Linked DNA regions of Mus musculus: region 1 is linked to region 2. Evidence: chromatin loops called from intact Hi-C (ENCODE). Cell type or tissue: gastrocnemius. All regions are shown on one strand. Links, peaks and the distances in the headings refer to the core of each region. The heading gives the core; the rest is flanking DNA.

The links. A loop is a pair of places that touch in the nucleus more often than their neighbours do. Peaks named below come from ENCODE experiments on the same cell type or tissue, not always from the same donor. Only the 100,000 strongest peaks of a DNase experiment are listed, where the experiment ranks them.
Region 1: it touches region 2 in a loop (9-fold over the local background); 18 of 42 quality-filtered maps call a loop at or near these places.

Annotation. Positions count from the first base shown.
Region 1 is chr15:101,300,359-101,306,410 of GRCm38, forward strand. No RefSeq gene overlaps it. Among named protein-coding and RNA genes, the nearest start is that of Gm41403, 4.8 kb to the left of the region's middle. In gastrocnemius, for the core only: no CTCF peak of the experiment used is centred there; no DNase peak of the experiment used is centred there; H3K27ac peaks cover 4,241 bases.
Region 2 is chr15:101,240,702-101,246,753 of GRCm38, forward strand. No RefSeq gene overlaps it. Among named protein-coding and RNA genes, the nearest start is that of A330009N23Rik, 19 kb to the left of the region's middle. In gastrocnemius, for the core only: a CTCF peak has its summit at 2,226; a DNase peak (open chromatin) is centred at 2,165; H3K4me3 peaks cover 2,010 bases; H3K27ac peaks cover 4,656 bases.

The sequences.
Region 1 (6,052 bases), core at 494-5,493, 60 kb after region 2:
TAATGGTGGTTTAGTGTTTTTTAGATATCTCACTTTGTAGCCTGGCTGACTCGGAATTTGCTTTATAGACCAGGCTGGCTCAAACTCTGCCATCTCCCCAGGGCTGGAATCAAAGGCACTTTCACCATACATGTCAGCTTACTTTGTATAAGACTTCCTTCTCACGTGTGAGTGCACCCATATGTGTGCAGGGGTATAGGCCATGAGTGCACATGTGTGTGTACAGATGTGTAGGCCACGTGAGTGCACATAGGTGTGTGCAGGTCTGTAGACCACAAGTCAACTTTGGGAATCTTCCTCTATCAATCTCTAACTTATTTTTTGTGGTAGTCTTCCACTAAACTTAGATCTTTTCATTTTGTCTGTACTGGTTACCATGGAGCCCTGGGGAACTGGCTGTTTCTGAGTCCCCTCCACCAGAACTTTGCTATACTTTATCATCATCATCATCATCATCATCATCATCATCATCATCATTTTAAACAGGATCATTCCAGATATCTCTGGCTGGTCTAGAACTTGCTATGGATACCTGGTTGACCTTGAACTCACAGAGATCCATCTGCCTTTGCCTCTCTACTGTTATGATTAAAGGCATATGTCATCATGCTCAAAAACTTTTAAAAATTACAACTTACTTTTTATTTATTGTGTGTGCACCTGTTTGTGCATGTGTATTGTGGGCACATACATATATGTGTGTTGTGTGCACATGTGTGCATGCATATATGTGTGTTGTGTACATGTGTGTGCACATGTGTGCATGCATATATGTGTATTGTGTACATGTGTGTGCACATGTGTGCATGCATATATGTGTGTTGTGTACATGTGTGTGCACATGTGTGCATGCATATATGTGTGTTGTGTACATGTGTGTGCACATGTGTGCATGTGTGTGTGTGTGCATGCCATAGCTTATGTGTGGCTGTCAGAGGATGACTCTGAGGAGTCCGTTCACTCTTTCCACCATGTCAATCTTGGGTGTGGAACTCAGGTCACAGTCTTGGTGGAAGGTACCTTTGCATGTGGACTCTGGAGATGTGATCTCTGGTCTTCATGCATATACAGCAAAGCACTTTACCCACTGAGCTATTTACCCAGCCCCTGTGGGACATAGGACATCACTCTGTGTTGTGTGAATCTCTGCCATGCACCTGTCTCCCCTAGGCCAAACCAACCCTGGAACATTCCTCCCATGCTATGGGGGCCCAATGCAGCTGTGGTTCATGGGCCCTGTGGGATGGCTGAGCTGTGGATCATGCTCTGTGCCTGCCCCTCTTCTGTCTGACAGATATGTCCCCATGCAGAACCCGTCCCTCACGGGGAGCCCATGGTCACCCGTCTGTTCAGGTGCTCATGTAAGCATTTTATTATTTATTTAGTGTGTGCATGTGTGTGTATATACCCTGTGTATATACCCTGTGGCACACTTAAGGAAGTCAGAAGACCACTTATAGGAATTGGTTCTCTCCTTCCACCTGTAGGTCCCAGGGACTGAACTCAGGTCGTCAGACTTGGTGGCAAGTGTGTTTGCCCACCGAGTCATTCCACTGGCCCATCATCCAACCACTTCCATGAAGGCCTCCTGACCTATGACCTCTACTTCTGCCCTGTCCTTTAGTCCCTACCAGTTTAGATGTAGTGATCCATAGCCTCCGTCACTCTTGTCCCTATCCTAATGCCATTCCTCCCACAGACACAGTCCAGACAAACTCCATCTCCAGGTGACTGTGGTAGTAGTCTACCCTTTGACTTGGAGCTGGGTAGCCTCAAATAATAGCACACCTCTGCTGACTGGCATTGCTAAGACTGGTTACCAGGTACCTGAACCCTCAGCTCTGCTCCACTCTTCCAGAAGGTTCTTCCCCCTCACCTTGCCCTTCGAGCCTCCCTGTCTCAGACCTTGTGCTCCTGACATCCTCCTTCATCCTGTGTCTTCCGTTGCTCCTCATTGGCTCTACTGTCCCAACACTCAGGTTTCTTCTGCCTTAAAATAGCCTTTCTGCACCCCCACTGCCTGCTCTAGTTACTCTCCTGCAGCCAAGCCTCTCAGATTGGACCCCACTCCCCACCCCCATTCTCTGGGCTTCCAACTGGTTCTAGGACGTTTCCAGCCTGGCCTTATCCTCTCCTCCATTGGTCACTTCTCAGTCCTTATGTTGGCTGCTCTTCTGGCCTTACCCATACTCCTCATGGCATCTACTTGTCCTCTACTAACATTTCTGAGGAGACTAGAGACCATGGGCTTTAGGATAACACTGGGAGTCCCATGTGTCTGCTTCTTTCCATGTTACCTAAGTTCTTCCCCTTTTCAGCAAACAGGGTGAAGCCGGCATGGTAGCACACTCCTTTCATCCCAGCACTCAGGAGGCAGAGGCAGGTGGACCTCTGTAAGTTCAAGGCCAGCCTTGTCTACAAAGCAAGTCCAGAAAAGCCAGGGCTACAGAGAGAAACCCTGTCTCAAAAACTCGAAACCGATCAACCAACCAACCAAAAAGGACAGGGCATCAGTAGACACTTGGGGACTGTTTTAGTTACTTTCCTATTACGGTGAAGAGATACTTTGACCAAGGCAACTTATAAAAGAAGGTATTTAACTAGGGGATTCTTAGTTTCAGAGGGTGAGTCCATGACCATCATGGTGGGGAGCATGGTGGCAGACAAGCAGGCACGACACTGGAGCAGTAGCTGAGAGCTTACATGTGATCCACAACCATGAGGCAGAGAGAGGGAGAGAGAGAGAGAGAGAGAGAGAGAGAGAGAGAGAGAGAGAGAGAGAGAGAGAGAGGGAGAGAGGGAGGGAGGGGGAGGGGGAGGGGGAGGGGAAGGGGAGGGGGAGGAGAGAGAGGGAGAAGGAGGAGAGGGAGAGGGAGAGGGAGAGGGAGAGGGAGAGGGAGAGGGAGAGGGAGAGGGAGAGGGAGAGGGAGAGGGAGAGGGAGAGGGAGAGGGAGAGCGCCAGCTGGAATGGCATAAGCCTTTGCAATCTCAAGGAACACGCCCAAATAACACCTCTTCCAACTAGGCCACACCTAATCCTTCCCAAACAGTTCCACCAACTAGGGACCAAGTATTCAACATATGAGCCTGTGGGAGCTATCCTCATTCAAACCACCAGAGTGACACTGAGGGGGTGGGAGGATGTTCACAACTGTGGTTGGGCACTTGTCTCATGCATTGTCTGGGTGTCTGATACCTTGTTTGCTTCCCACCTGCCTTTCCCTCTCTGTGATTGGCCTGCATCTCTTCCTGTCACTAGGAGCTTCCCGCCCAGTGCCTCTGGGTTCTGTCCTGCCCTCCTCCTAGCAGATCCCTTCTTGTGCTCCCTCTCCTGGCACTGGATTGGCTCTCACTATGATGGAGTCAGTCCAGCTTCATCTGAACCCTGAAACCTGCCTTGCAGAGCCTTTTGGAATGGCTGCTTGGGGAGCCCTAGTATTAGAGAGTAGAGCTCCCTGCCTTAAGAATCCTAAGTTTTGGTAAGGGGACATCACATGGACCTATAAAAAGAGACAGGAGGTATTTATAGATGGTGACTGTACCATGATAGGGGTGGCATCAGTGAAGGTGGTCAGGGAAAGCCTCTGTGGGAGGTGACATTTTAGCTGAGACCTGACCCGTGGGGAGACCTAGCCAGGACGTGATGTTCCCATCAGAGAGAGAGAGGGTGAAAAGGTCCACGCTAGGAATGAATCTGTCATGTCTGAGGAGTAGGAAAGAGGCCAGTGTGGCAGAGATTTACTGAACAAGAGGGGCAGGAGAGGACATGGGTTGGGGCAGGCAGGAAGGTGCTTGCTTCTGAGTACACTCCACCCCAAACTCTGTCCTTGCACGCTCTGGCTGCCCAGGAGCACTGCCTTCTTATGCTTCAGTTTCTGTCCTTGGCCTTCCTCCCTCAGGCATCTCCTCAGAGGTCCTTCCTCTGAGGTCCTTTCCACCTGATAGAGTTTTGTTCTGTCTCCTATATCACTGGCCTTGCCTCTTACCCAGCCCACAAGTCCACTGGGGCTTCTGGGTTCATCACTCTACTGATGTTGTCTCAGTCAGGGTTTCTATTCCTGCACAAACTCACGACCACGAAGCAAGTAGGGAGGAAAGGTGTTGCGGGAAGTATTTTTAAAAGTTCCCGTGCTCTGGGTAGTGGTGGTGCATGCCTTCAATCCCAGCACTTGGGAGGCAGAGGCAGGCAGATTTCTGAGTTTGAGGCCAGCCTGGTCTACAGAGTGAGTTCCAGGACAGCCAGGGCTACACAGAGAGACCCTGTCTCAACAAACAAAAAGTTCCCATGCTAGAGCTGGCACCAGCAGGCCATAGAGCTCCAGCTGGGTGATCTCAACTTGGCCGTCTCTCTGTACTGGAGCTCCCAAGTCCCTTGGTGGATCCCATGCAGGCGGCCGTCCACCCCAGGGTCAGCCAACACAACACCCATTTACCTGGTAGAACCAAAACCCTTAAAGCGTATAATTAACCAATCAGATTTATGTATCAATAAAGTCTCAATTTACAAGATGCCAATACAGTAATTTCAGAACCAATTGATAATGATAAAAGCTTTATCCCAATTATTCTAACTTTATGATGTCACAAATACTTGTGGTTGGTAAAGCCACCCTGGTTCATGTCTGCCGCCATCTTCCTTTTTCTCTCTCTGCTATGCTCTGTGTCTCTTCGCTCTCTGTCTCTGCCACTCTTAGCTCCTTCCCTGTCCAATCACAGGCCTCCTGCTGCCCTAATGTAATTGGACAGGGAAAATCCTGCAACAGAAAGGATTTATTCAGGTTACACTTCCACATTGCTGTGCATCACCAAAGGGAATCTGGACTGAAACTCAAGCAGGCCAGGAAGCAGGAGCTGATGCAGAGGCCATGGAGGGATGTTCCTTACTAGCTTGCCTCACCTGCCTTGCTCAGCTTGCTTGCTTATAGAACCCAGGACACCAGCCCAGGGATGGCACCACTTACAATGGGTTCTCCCCCCTTTATCACTAATTGAGAAAATGCCCCACAGCTGGATTTCATGGAGGCATTTCCTCAAGGGAGGCTCCTTTCTCTGTGATAACTCCAGATGTGTCAGGTTAACACACAGAACCAGTCAGTGCAGATGTTGTGGTGCCTTTTATTTTACCTTTTTTTCAACTATATATTTTTTCTTTTCTTTTTTTTAATTTTTAATATGTGTTTTATTATGTATTTTCCTCAATTACATTTCCAATGCTATCCCAAAAGTCCCCCATACCCTCCCCCCCCCCACTTCCCTACCCACCCATTCCCATTTTTTTGGCCCTGGCATTCCCCTGTACTGGGGCATATAAAGTTTGCTTGTCCAATGGGCCTCTCTTTCTAGTGATGGCCGACTAGGCCATCTTTTGATACATATGCAGCTAGAGTCAAGAGCTCTGGGGTACTGGTTAGTTCATAGTGTTGTTCCACCTATAGGGTTGCAGATCCCTGTAGCTCCTTGGGTACTTTCTCTAGCTCCTCCACTGGGAGCCCTATGATCCATCCAATAACTGACTATGAGGATCCACTTCTGTTCAACTATATATTTATATCTTACATATATGAATGCTTTGCATGTACTTATGCATACCATGTGCATGCAGTGCCGGTGGGAGCCAGAAGAGGGGTCAAGAGCCCTTGGAACTATAGTTAGATGGATGGTTGTGGGCTGCCTGATGTGGGTGCTGAGAACTGAACCCAGGCCTCTGTAAGACAGCAAGTGCACTTAACCGCTGATGCACCTCTCCAGCCCCCATCAAGGTGTTATTAAAAGAGGCACCGTGTCAGGCCATTTCCTGTGTAACCTGCCCCTGGACCCAGCGAAGCTACTCATCCCCAGAGTTTAAAATCTTCAGATCTTCCTGCAGTCCCTGAGTTGTGGCTTTCCTGGATATCTGCTCCTCCTGAATTTTCATCCCCCCCCCCTCGAACCCTCTATGTCCTGTTGGCCTTTGAGAATGTTGTTCCCACCCCAACTGCCCTTGTGCAACTGGCTCATGTCTCATCTCACCCTTCAGGTCTGGGATGCCCCTTTCTTTCTGATAACCTCCCAG
Region 2 (6,052 bases), core at 281-5,280:
TAGTTGCCCCATGCCCAAGGCTTTTTGAGAGTTTCGTTTGACCTCTGTGATTCCTAACAGAGGACTTGGCACTCCTAGGCCTTGGGTATTTTCTATAACTATGTGTAGATAGAGCTACCTTTCCGTCCTCTAAAAGCCGACAGTACCACTTATGGCCAGTGGAGGGCACTGCCACACAGCTCCTGGTAAGCTTCTAGGTGCTATGGGGGATAATTATAAAGAACATAGGCTCTTCCCACTCTGGGAGTGCTCTCAGTTCTGGAACCAGTAGGGGCTCTCCTCCCTCCCCTAGCGAATCTGTCCTGGCAGCCTGGAGCTGGCATGCCCCGGGCCATATCATCCAGAAGCAAGCACCCGGTGCCTGAGGTCAGAATACCCTGCTTGGTGGCTTGGACACACCCCTTAGCAGCTGATGCCACTAGACAGATCACACCCTGTTCCTGGCTCTGCAACATGACAGCGATCATTTGAGTGCGCTGCTAGCTCCCGGGTTTGCCGCGAGGTCGGAACAGAAGTGTTTTGTAAGTGTAAACGTTAGAGAAATGTAACATACACACACTTTCACTGCTGGGAGGCTAACTGAAGGTGGGTTTGTGGAAGGGATTAAGTTAGCGAGGGAGAAGGAAGATAAAAATAACAAGTGCCTTTCACCAAGTGCTTATTAGGAGCCAAGGCCGAGGAAAGTGATCCGAAAATATTGTCTAATTATAGCCAACACTTACACAGGGCTGACCTTGGGCCAGGAGCTGTTTAAGTGCCTCATGCATACAAACTGCTCAGATCCTCGTGACTCAGGGGAGAAGGTGAGGCATGAAGTAGTTGGTTTGTAGACCGGCTCATGCGAACGGGGCTGGCATTCAAACCACAGCGATTTGTCCCCTGTCATGGTCTCTGAAGTCACGACCACACCTCAAAGAAGATATTCTTGCATTTCCTTATAGTAAAGCCACTGGAAACACACCATGAAGGTGTATTTGAGTCCAGACTACCCACTGGAGAATGGAGAGCAGTGGGAACTGGCACAGGGTTCCCCCACCCCACCCCCCACCCCCGCCCAGGAACAGGGCAGATTCGAGCAAAGGCAGAGCTTGGGGGAGAGGGATTAATGCGTGGGAAGGGAGGATGGCCTATCTTCTGGATCCAGAAGGAGGAAGCAGGCTGACAGGCTGTGTCGCTCTCCTCAGTGATGGATTCCCTTTTTCCCTTCCAAGCCTCGGGGCTCCTCCTCCTCCGCTCTGAGGTGCTACTCTGACTGGAGAAGGTGAGAACAACCCCAACCCTGCCACAAGCTTCCCTCAAACCATCTCCTAGCTTCTAGCCTGTTATACAACCTGCGCTCTGTCCACACTCGGAAATAACCATGGCTCAGCAGAATGGACTTGGGGGCATGATGAATGGTCCTTAGGACGATCAGCTGACGGCCAGCTGCTCCTGAAGTGACCTGAGTGCCTGCCATAGCTCAGGTTCCCCAGCCCTTCCTGGGAAGTGGCCCTGCCTGGTCTACAGGAAAAGTCTTAACGCGGCTCTGTGTTTGGGCATCATGATAATCATGATTTTGATGAGTATGACCACCCATTTCTGTATCTCTTAATATCTGTCAAGCCTGGGGATGCACGCTTGTAATCCCAGTTACTCGTGGAGCTGAGGCAGGGGGATTGGAAATTCAAGACTTGCCTGGGCTACAGGGTGAGTTCTATACTGGTCTCCAGATCTTGTATAAACTCTGTTTCAAAGTGAAAAATAAAAAGACTGTGGCTAACGCTTAGTGGTAGAGTGTTGGCCTACAATGTGAGAGGCCCAGGTTCCATTCCCAAAGCCACAGAAAATAAATGAATAAAGGCTGGGGAACAGGGGAGCCTGCAGGGCCCTCTCCCACCTCCCGCACCCTCTCACTCCCGCGCAGTACTCTGCACCTTCCTCGGCAGTTTATGGGTCCTGGATTTTCCGAGTACAGCTCAAGGCCCAGAGGACAGGGGCCCCAAAGGTAACCCAGGTTCTCTAAGGGGAACCACCACGCTGCCTGCACAGGGAAGGACTTAGTCTCCTCTGGCACCCTCTGCCTGCCTGACTCTCCTCTGTGGGGCCTGTCAGCAGTAACCAGAGCTGGCTCGGTGGCTGAGAGCAGTAGGAACACCCGTTTCTTGGCAACCGGGGACAGCATACAAGATCCAGTTAATCACCTGTGCCAGCAGGTCAGTCCTCCCACAGCCTCCAGAGCGGCCCCTGATGGCCAGAGGCATGAATCGTTTCTACCCCAGCACACCTAAGGTTCTAGCGGGAGCTAGAGGCTCTTTTCCCTTGTTTCCTGTTTCCTCAATAAACAAACAAACAAACAAACAAATAAATAAATAAATAAATAAATAAATAAAATATATAATTGGTGCTTATTTTGTATGATATATAAAATATAATTAATATATAATATACAAAATATATTGTGTGATATATGTGTGTGGATACACACACACACACACACACACACACACACACACATATATATGTATGTATTCCATCTGTGTATGTGTGTATGTGTGCTGAGCCTTGCATACCAATGTGTTTATATGTTTTGTTCTTCAAGACAGGGTTTCTCTGTGTTACCCTGGCTGTCCTGGAACTCTGTTGACCAGGTTGACCTCAAACTCACAAAGATCTGCCTATTTCTGCCTCCTGCGTGCCGGGGATTAAAGGCATGTCCCACCACCATTGGGGCTTTCTTTCAAGTTTTAATTTGTGTGTGTGTGTGTGTGTGTGTGTGTGTGTGTGTGTGTGTTTGCCTGAGGTGGTGGGTAGTTTTTAATGTCAATTTGACACAGGCTAGCATCATTTTGGAAGGAGGAACCTCAACTGAGAAAATGCCCCCACCAGATTGGTCTATATGCTTGTGGTCTGTCTCTGTCTTCTTAATTAGGGATTGATGTGGGAGGCCAGGGTTTTGTGGGTAATATTATCCTTGGGCTGGTGGTCCTGGGTGTTATAAAAAAGCATGCAGAGCAAGCCATGAGGAGCAGCCAGTAAGCAGAACTTCTTCATGGCGTCCTCATCAGTGTTTTATCACAGCAAGAGAAACTCCAAGACAGTTTGAATGTGTGGGCATGCAACGTATGCAGAGGCTAGGATTTGAAACTAGTAGCCAGCTCTTATGACTGAGCCATCCCTCCAGCCAGCCAGAGCTCTTGCTTTTTTGATTCTTTTTAAAAGATTTTATTTTATATCTATGACTACACTGTCACTGTCTTCAGACACACCAGAAGAGGGCATCATATCTCATTACTGGTGGTTGTGAGCCACCATGTGGCTGCTGGGAATTGAACTCAGGACCTCTGGAAGAACAGTCAGCACTCTTAACCACTGAGCCATCTCTCCAGCCCAAGGTTTTGTTTTTATAACATGTTGAAATCCATTACGCAAAATTACAATTATTTATTTATTTTTTGGCCCCAACTCTGTAGTAAGATGTGGAAGTCAGAAGAAACCACTTCAGCTTCCTCTCTGGGAGGCAACAGCAGCCACAGTGTGCCTGTGAGGCCACAGGGCCCCAGATGGGAACTCTGTCTTGTTTCTTCTCAGCATGTGACAGCTTCTTGGGGTCACAGTTTCCTAAATACCAAAGCAGTGCTTACCTTACAGGGCCGGTGAAAGAAGAGACAAAGCTAAGGAAAGCTTAAGCACAGAGCCTGGCCCAAGGCCCTGCACGATGGATGCAGCAGGGTCTCCTCTCTGGCAGGTCCTCCACCACACCCCTCTCTAGCCACGTATTTTAGTCTGCTGCTTTAAGGAGCCATGCTCTGGCCCAGATCTGACTTTCCCATGTACCATTTCTTCTGTTTGGAATCTCTCCCCTCTGTTTAAAAACTGCTTCATGCTGGACATGGTAGTGCACACCTTTAATCCTAGCACCCAGGAGGCAGAGGGAGGCAGATCTCTGTGAATTTGAGGCTAGTCTGGTCTACAGAGTGAGTTCCAAGACAGCCAGGGCTACATAGCGATATTCTGTTTCAAAAACAAAAGCAAAACACTGTTTCATTAGCGGGACACTGTTGTATCCCTCTCTAAATTACAACCTCCAGTTAAATGTACATGGATCCATAGAGAGCCCAGGCATAGCAAAAGCATACAGGGAACTGAGCTCACTTTCATCTTGAATGGGGCATTCATTCCACATGGAGTTCCCGGTCCTTCAGACTCACATTGACATGTAAGCTGGACTTCTCTGGGCCTCCTTTGCATAAAGCAGATTATGGGCATCTCTGCTCCCCACTTTCCTGAGATACGTCTCTACACCTCTATACTCCACTGAGTGATCTTTCTTATGCATCTTGGATACTCCAGGACTCCCCAGAATGCCAGCATCCAAGGAATTCAAGTTCTTTGTGCAGAACGCTTATAATCTTCACATATAAGTTGCACATATTATTCACTATAATTACTTATTTAAGTTTTAAGATAGTCTTACTTTGCCGGTGGTGGTGACACACGCCTTTAATCCCAGCACTCGGGATGCAGAGGTAGGTGGATTTCTGAGTTCGAGGCCAGCCTGGTCTACAAAGTGAGTTCCAGGACAGCCAGGGCTACACAGAGAAACCCTGCCTCAAAAAAATTAAAAAAAAAAAGAAAAAGTCTTACTTTATAGCTCAGGCTGGCCTCAAATTCAAGATTCTCTTAATCCTAGCCTCTTGAGTGCTGGGATTATAAATACAAGACACCATACCTGGCTCTGCTCTACACTGTAAAGCTCTGCACTAGGGATAGTGTTTAGTGTGGTGAATGTTATGTGTGTTATTATAACGCTGAATTATTTAGGCAATAGTGACAAGAACAAAACCTAGATAAGTCCAGTGCAGATGTAGTTTTGTCTTGTTTTCCTGAAACATTAGAACCCACCCCTGAAAATGACATTTATTTCTGGAGAAGCCTGGTCAAGACACCAAAAGCTCCCTGAGCTCTGACTACCTCCTGGGTAGCTTGGTTCTCCCTGGCACCTTCTCCTGGGGTTTGACCTGAGCCATCTGGGAAGCATGGTTCAGCAACCTCTCTATCTTTTTTTTTTTTTTTCTTTCTCCCCTCCTACCTCCAAGTGGTCTTATTTTTTGTTATACTTTAAAAAACAAACAAACAAACAAACCCCAAACAAACAAATCCAAACCTTAAACATCTACTTATTTTATGTCTGTAAATTTTTGCCTCTGTGTATGTATGTGCACCCCGTGCATGCCGGGTACCCACTGAGGTTAGAAGAGGGCGTTGGAACCCCTAGACTGGAGTTAATGACGGTCGTGAGGACCCAAATCTGGGTCCTCTTAGAGCAGCTGGAGCTCTGGACAGCCGAACCATTTCTGCAGCCCTTCTGTTTTGCTTTTATTCGGGGCAGGGCTTCTTGTAGCTCAGGCTGGCCAACTCCCAAATGCTGAGATTACAGGCCTGGGCTACCACGCCCAGCAATTAACTTCATTTTTGCACCATTGCTTGTGTGGGTCTAACGGAAAAGGGCCTAAGAATTGAGGACATTCACCTTTAATCGCACTCCGTGCCCCTCGGGACTGTCTGGAACAGATTTGGATGCCAAGTCTCCAAGCCAGCCGCGCTACGAGTTTCCACACACCCCCACCCACCTCCTGCCTGGGCCAGGCCACCCCCACCCGGGCAATGACGTCTATTTGCATGCACCAGCGCCAAAGGAAGCGTTGGCTCAACGACGATTTGCATGCTCTCACGCTATTGGCTGCGAGGGCGGCGCCGCAGCCAATGGCTGCAGCGGTGTTTACAGCGCGGCTTGGGTGATGTAATGGAATCCTGGCTAGCCCGCCGAGCTCCCTGCGGACTGCGCGGTGACGTAGCGGCTTCCCCGACCGCACCCGGCGTGCAGGGCCTGGCGCGGGCAGTAGGGGCATGGCTCGCCCGAGGCTCGGTGCTGCCCCGCCGCCCGCCGCGTTCCTTCCGGCTTGGTGTTCCGGTGGCGGGACCAGGGAAGGGAAGCTCGGGCCAAATCCGGTCTCGGGCGAGGTGACAGAAATTTGGAATCTGACACCGGAGGATGGCTGAGCTCCGGCTCCTC